Linked DNA regions of Homo sapiens: region 1 is linked to region 2. The links are chromatin loops, found by intact Hi-C in ENCODE. Cell type or tissue: HepG2. All regions are shown on one strand. Each heading gives the region's core, and the rest is flanking DNA. Links, peaks and the distances in the headings are about the cores only. Region 1 has its middle 170 kb from the start of MIR5702. Region 2 has its middle 99 kb from the start of MIR5702.

What was found. A loop is a pair of places that touch in the nucleus more often than their neighbours do. Peaks named below come from ENCODE experiments on the same cell type or tissue, not always from the same donor. Only the 100,000 strongest peaks of a DNase experiment are listed, where the experiment ranks them.
Region 1: it touches region 2 in a loop (2.3-fold over the local background); 1 of 110 quality-filtered maps calls a loop at or near these places.

The regions. Positions count from the first base shown.
Region 1 is chr2:226,482,628-226,485,553 of GRCh38, reverse strand. No RefSeq gene overlaps it. Among named protein-coding and RNA genes, the nearest start is that of MIR5702, 170 kb to the left of the region's middle. RefSeq lists an enhancer at 1,123-1,624. In HepG2, for the core only: no CTCF peak of the experiment used is centred there; a DNase peak (open chromatin) is centred at 1,383.
Region 2 is chr2:226,558,442-226,561,367 of GRCh38, reverse strand. No RefSeq gene overlaps it. Among named protein-coding and RNA genes, the nearest start is that of MIR5702, 99 kb to the left of the region's middle. In HepG2, for the core only: no CTCF peak of the experiment used is centred there; a DNase peak (open chromatin) is centred at 1,607.

The DNA of each region.
Region 1 (2,926 bases), core at 99-2,598, 76 kb after region 2:
TGTGTGTATATGTTTACACATATATATGTTATAGAAAATGATAAAGGAAATGATAGTTCATAAATTCACTCATGAACTGCAGTTCTGCTGGGTGTTTTTTCACTCCTTTGAAATATTTTATATATATTATATATATATATACATACACACACACACACGTATGTATGTATGTGTGTGTGTGTGTGTGTGTGTGTATATATATATATATATATATATATATATATATATATACGCATATAGGTGTTACAGGAAAGGGGTCCTGATCCGGACCCCAAGAGAAAGTTCTTGGATCTCACATAAGAAAGAATTCAGGGCAAGTCCACAGTGCAAAGCAAAAACAAGTTTACTAAGAGAGTAAAAGAATAAAAGAATGGTTACTCCATAGACAGAGCAACCCTGGGGGCTGCTGGCTGCCCACTTTTACGGTTATTTTTTGATGATATGCTAAACAAGGGGTGGATTATTCATGCCTCCCCTTTTTAGACCAATAGGGTAATGTCCTGACGTTGCCATGGCATTTGTAAACTGTCATGGCTCTAATGGGATTGTAGCAGTGAGGACGACCAGAGGTCACTCTTGTGGCTATCTTGGTTTTGGTGGGTTTTAGCTGGCTTCTTTACTGCAACCTGTTTTATCAGCAAGGTCTTTATGACTTGTACCCTGTGCTGACCTCCTATCTCATCCTGTGACTTAGAATGCCTTAACCATCTGGGAATGAAGCCCAATAGGTCTCAGCCTCATTTTACCCAGCCCCTATTCAAGATGGAGTTGCTCTGGTTCACATGCCTCTGACATATACATTGTTGATCTTCTTCTAGATATATCTATCTATCTAATCTACCTATCTATACCTGTTTATGTTTTTATTTATCTCCATCTCTCTCTCTCTCTCTCACACACACACACACACACACACACACACACACACACATATAAAAGCAGTTAAGTCTGGTTTCTGGTTTCTCTTTTCTAATATAAAATTTGGGGATCTCTGCCATATCTACACTTAATTCTTTTCTACTCTAGAAACTCCAGCAAAGCAGCTCTTGGGGAAGAATGCATTCCTCTGTGAGTTACCTCATGAATGCATAATACGGGAGGGGTGCAGCTGTGATATTTGCTGCACAAGGCAGGATTTGAAAAATTCTGGGAGGTGACTGCTTCTCTTGCCCCAAAGTCTGAAATGGAAGGAAGGAACACATAGTAATAAGTTCTGTATCTAAGCGAAATGCTAGAAGTTCATAGTGCCTGTTTGTGACTCTATCAGTTTTTTTTTTTTTAACCTAAATGGGAAACATAAGCTGCAATGATTTCTGAGGACATCAGCTCCATTATTCGTGTGTCCAGGCTCTCTCGCTTTCCCTCTGCAAACAACTCTGCCTCAGCTTAATGCTGTTGGGCTGCTTGGAATTCCTGACATGGTTCTTCCACATTCCTCACCCCGAAGGGATAATAGTCATTTATAGAGGGGCCACCTTCTATTCACCTCCTGAGAAGGAGGGAGGTTTGAAAAAAAAAAAAAACAAAAAAACTACCAAATGAAGAAAAATGTGAGATATGGTGAGAAAAACATGGAAACAGCCAAGATACTAGAGAGAGATAGAAGCTGATCCATGTGTTCCTCCTATGGGCTTGAAAGGAAGTGATAGTTCATAAATTCACTCATGAACTGCAGTTCTGCTGGGTGTTTTTTCACTCCTTTGAAATATTTTCCTTTTTACGGTGCTCAAATATTTTGCTTTCCCTTTTCTAGGATTCTTAACCTGGGTTGTGATCCCTTTTAACATTTGTTTCTCCTCTTTTTAAAGCTTTGTCTTCCTTTCATTTGCTTTTGCTTCTCTACAGGGTCTTTTTGGTTTTGGCTGACTTTCTTCCAATTTGTGTGTGTGTGCGTGTGTGTGTGTGTGTGCACATGCATCTGTTTGAATAAGAGGATAATGGAGACAAAATTTATAATATATAAACTGGGTAAACCAATTGAGTTTGCAAAAAAGCTGTGTTCTCTGAGGCACATTCTTTTCATCCTGTGCTTAGAGAGACATGTCCTCTGTTGTGTGGTATACCCCAAATCCCGCAGTGAGTGCAAACAGTGGAAAAAATGTCTCCCTTTCCTGCTTTCATACAGGCTACATGAACAGAGGCCACGGTCTCTAGGACAGAGTGATGTCTTTTCTGCTTTCCAGTGAAAAGTCAGTCGAGAGGTAGCATGCTGTGCCTAGTGTCAGAGGCTACAACAGGACGAAGAAGTTATTTTACATGTTGCACAATGAAAGAATGTTGTTTGTGCAAGATCTGATGAGCAGAAGTGCCTATTAGGTGTACCTTGTTAAACCAGCGCCTCATTTAATCATAATGATTGTCTTCTGTGGTGGAGATTAAATTACAGAGCTTCTCCTATATAAACAGGTAGACAATTGAAGTCTTGCTGAAAAGAAAAGCATCCATCCTGGTGCTCCTGGAAATATCTGATTCCTCCAAGGTAGAGAAGAATTTGAAAAATCTGACATTAGAGCATTCAGACAGTTGGGGAAAGAAGCTGCAGCTTTTCCTCCAAGATATATGTATTTTTGGTTTAATGTTCACTCCTGCAGGATGAAAATCAAATCCAAACACAAACTCACTCATAATCACTTTTTTTTATTCTGGAAAACCCTTGAGAACCTCTTTAAAAAGTTATGATTCTTTTTGGTTTGTTTGACTTTTAAGTCTTTCGTAGAGTCTGCAATTATAATTACTGTGCTTCTTTCTTCTAAGACCTGAAAAATTTAATAGGTACCTGAGCAGGACGGTTTAATTTTTGTTTTGAAACTGTGTTACGGCAAAGCTTAGAAATATTATTATTTATTTTCTCATTTCAAATCAAAGTCATTATTCTCAAAAGGTAAAATAAAATAACAGTCACTTTTGGGGAATAAGATTACATCTC
Region 2 (2,926 bases), core at 325-2,824:
ACTAGGGACAGAAGCTCCAATCTCCCCTCTAGGTATTTTTAAAGTGCAACCCACCCAATGTATAATAATCGAGTTTTCTTACTCCATGGTCACCTATTGATACTCTTTAAATGACTTGCTTTTATTGTGCCTTCTATTACAGAGCTGCTTTAGGGAGGCAGGTTGGAACAGGGCATACAGTTTGTCATGTGTGACTTGCAGGAACCCATTTGTCTTAAGAAGGGAGACTGGTGTGCAGCGTGAGAGGGCACTATAGTGAAATTCATGGCTTGAACTGGAAAGGGATAAAAGTACTGGGAAGAGGAGTGAAGTTGGAAGTAGTAGACCTGAAGCTTTCTTCTAGAAATAGCCAACAGAAAAAATATGGATTTCCCATTAAGAATTGTTGACAGGGAAGGAAAACAAAGAGAGAAGCCAAGGGAAGAATGTCTATTAGGAGGAATAATGTTGGTTCCCTTGATGTTAAACCTATTTTTTTTCCCTGAGAGACTTGTGTCTGCAGTTGAACAGAGGTTATTGGCTGCAGTAAGTGCCCTTCACTGCAACACCAGCAAAGGCTGTACTTCCAATCACGAAGAGTCACACACTGGCTGAAATTGATAAAGTGCAAGTACACAAATGCAGTGAGCACCAACCACACATTTGAGCAAGGGACACCCAAATACGTTAATTCTCTTCAACCAAGAAGAAAGAGCTCTGCTTATTTCCAGAGCAAGCACAATTTGGCAAGGGCCCTGGGATGGTGGTTCTCAACCAGGAGTAATCCCCTGTCTCCCTGCTTCCCACAAGGGACATTTGGAAATGTCTAGACACACTTTTGGTCATCACAATTGGTGGTGAGCCAGCAGGATACTACTGTTATCTACTGGGTAGTGGTGAGGGATGTACAGGACAGTCCCCCATTACAGAGAATTATCTAGCTCATGCTGTTGAGAAACTCATGTCTAATGTTAATTTCTAATGTGTTTCAAGATAAAATGGACACTCACAACACAGTATCTCTTCATCACATTGCTTTTTAGATACCTGCTACCGATTAGACATGAAAAAAAGTGATTCATTGTTCAAATCACTGCAAAAAGCAACTTACAGTTAAAACATATGCTAACAGACCTGCTTCTCTCTTTTGAGAAACAGATTTACAAATAAATGGTGATGCTTTTTTGTTTTTTAAAATTTTTGTTTGTTCTTTTTTTCCAGAAAATATCCTGGCTTTTATGTGTATTGATGAATGTGGTCTTTATAGAACTTTCACACATTAAAAAAAATACTGAGCACTTAAACGCCAATTTATTAGACTGTAGGATGGTTACATTACACGGTAGCACACATGGATTTTTTAAAAATCTCAGCTCTTGTGAAGAACAAAAATGCTTATTTTAGATGAAAGTGTAAACTCTACTTGAATGTCTGACAGAATAGGCATCTATTTCATCATTGAGAAGAAAATTGATCGTTCATTATGAGAAAGATTACAGCCTGTTCCTATCATATCTAAAACCTGAGTCATTAAAGTTGAAAACTTTCACAAAGACCTTATACTTTAACCACTTAGAAATTCTCATGGGCAGATATGTCCTTGGGGATGGGGAGATGAGGCAATATTTACTGTGACATTTTTGTGCATAGTTCACCTTTCCCTGGGACCACTCCATTTATACACATTGGGAGATGATCATGGTGTTAAAAGACTCTTAAGTCAATAAGAACATGACTTTCCTCTAGGATGTTTCATCAAGTAGTTGGGTTGATAATGAGAAGCGTTTTCAAAGACAGAATCTTAATATAGACCTTTTAAGCTCTTATGAATTCACATCAGTAGAACTAATAAGCTTACCATCACAGGCTAGTGTGTGCCTATTAAGTGAAACTAATTTTACTTAATCTTAATTAATTTTCAATTTCTATTTTGTCTCCTCTGTTCCTGCATTATTCTTTTAATTACAGCTTATGCTTAGCTTTGCTGATACTAGAAATCAAAGTTAAATGAGGAAATGAAGCCAGGTTCAAATCAGCTTAGGTGGCAGGGTCCAGGGGATCAAACTCTTACTTGAATGTGGAGATGGAAGTTTCTCTGAGAAGGTTGTGTGCATATGAGTGCGTGTGTGCGCATGTGTGTATTTGCCTTGTTTCAATTTTCACAGACAATAGCTCCCTTCCCCAAATATTTGAGGCTGGTAGGCCATTTTTCTACTTAAAAATATCTTAATGAAACAGCCAGAGTCATATTATTGTTAGTACAGTATTTAGATGTTGTATGAAATTACTAAAAGATAAACTGTAAACTATAGCAACTATGCTTCTCAAACTGACCTGATTACTTTTATATATACACAGAATGGAAGAATCCTAGAATCTTTTCTAAAGGAAATAGTAGATTACCATAACAATTACAAAATTGAACAGTTCAAGTCAGTTGATACTTATCACTTAATCACATTTCTAAGTATTTGGTCTTGCTTCCTAAATTAATTTTTTATTCTATTATACTGGGTTGAACTTCTATTCTTAACTCCTGTCAAAGATTAAAAAAACAACAACCCTGGTTCTCTCTTAAATTTTCTCCTAAAAAGCAGTTGAATTATCCTGGACCAGTGATGAGAAACTGTTCCCAGGACACTTCTAAGACAGGCGATGCTGGTCTAGATTTGTGAGCGATGTTACCTCTCATTCCTTGTCAGCTCCACAACGTGTTGCTAGAGCATTTCAGTTGTCTCGGTTTTTATCATTCTCCATGACACTCGCAGAGAAGGAATGTGAGTATCTGGTGGCTCTGGCCAATGTATTGCCATGTCCACCTGTCACCAATAATAATGTAATGAGGACAAAGGAAATCTCCTTCTTCAGTATCCACTTCAGAACTTCTGGTTTAAAAATAGCATTTGGTTAGCAGCCCCTAAAATAAACACTTAACACAGAAAAGGTG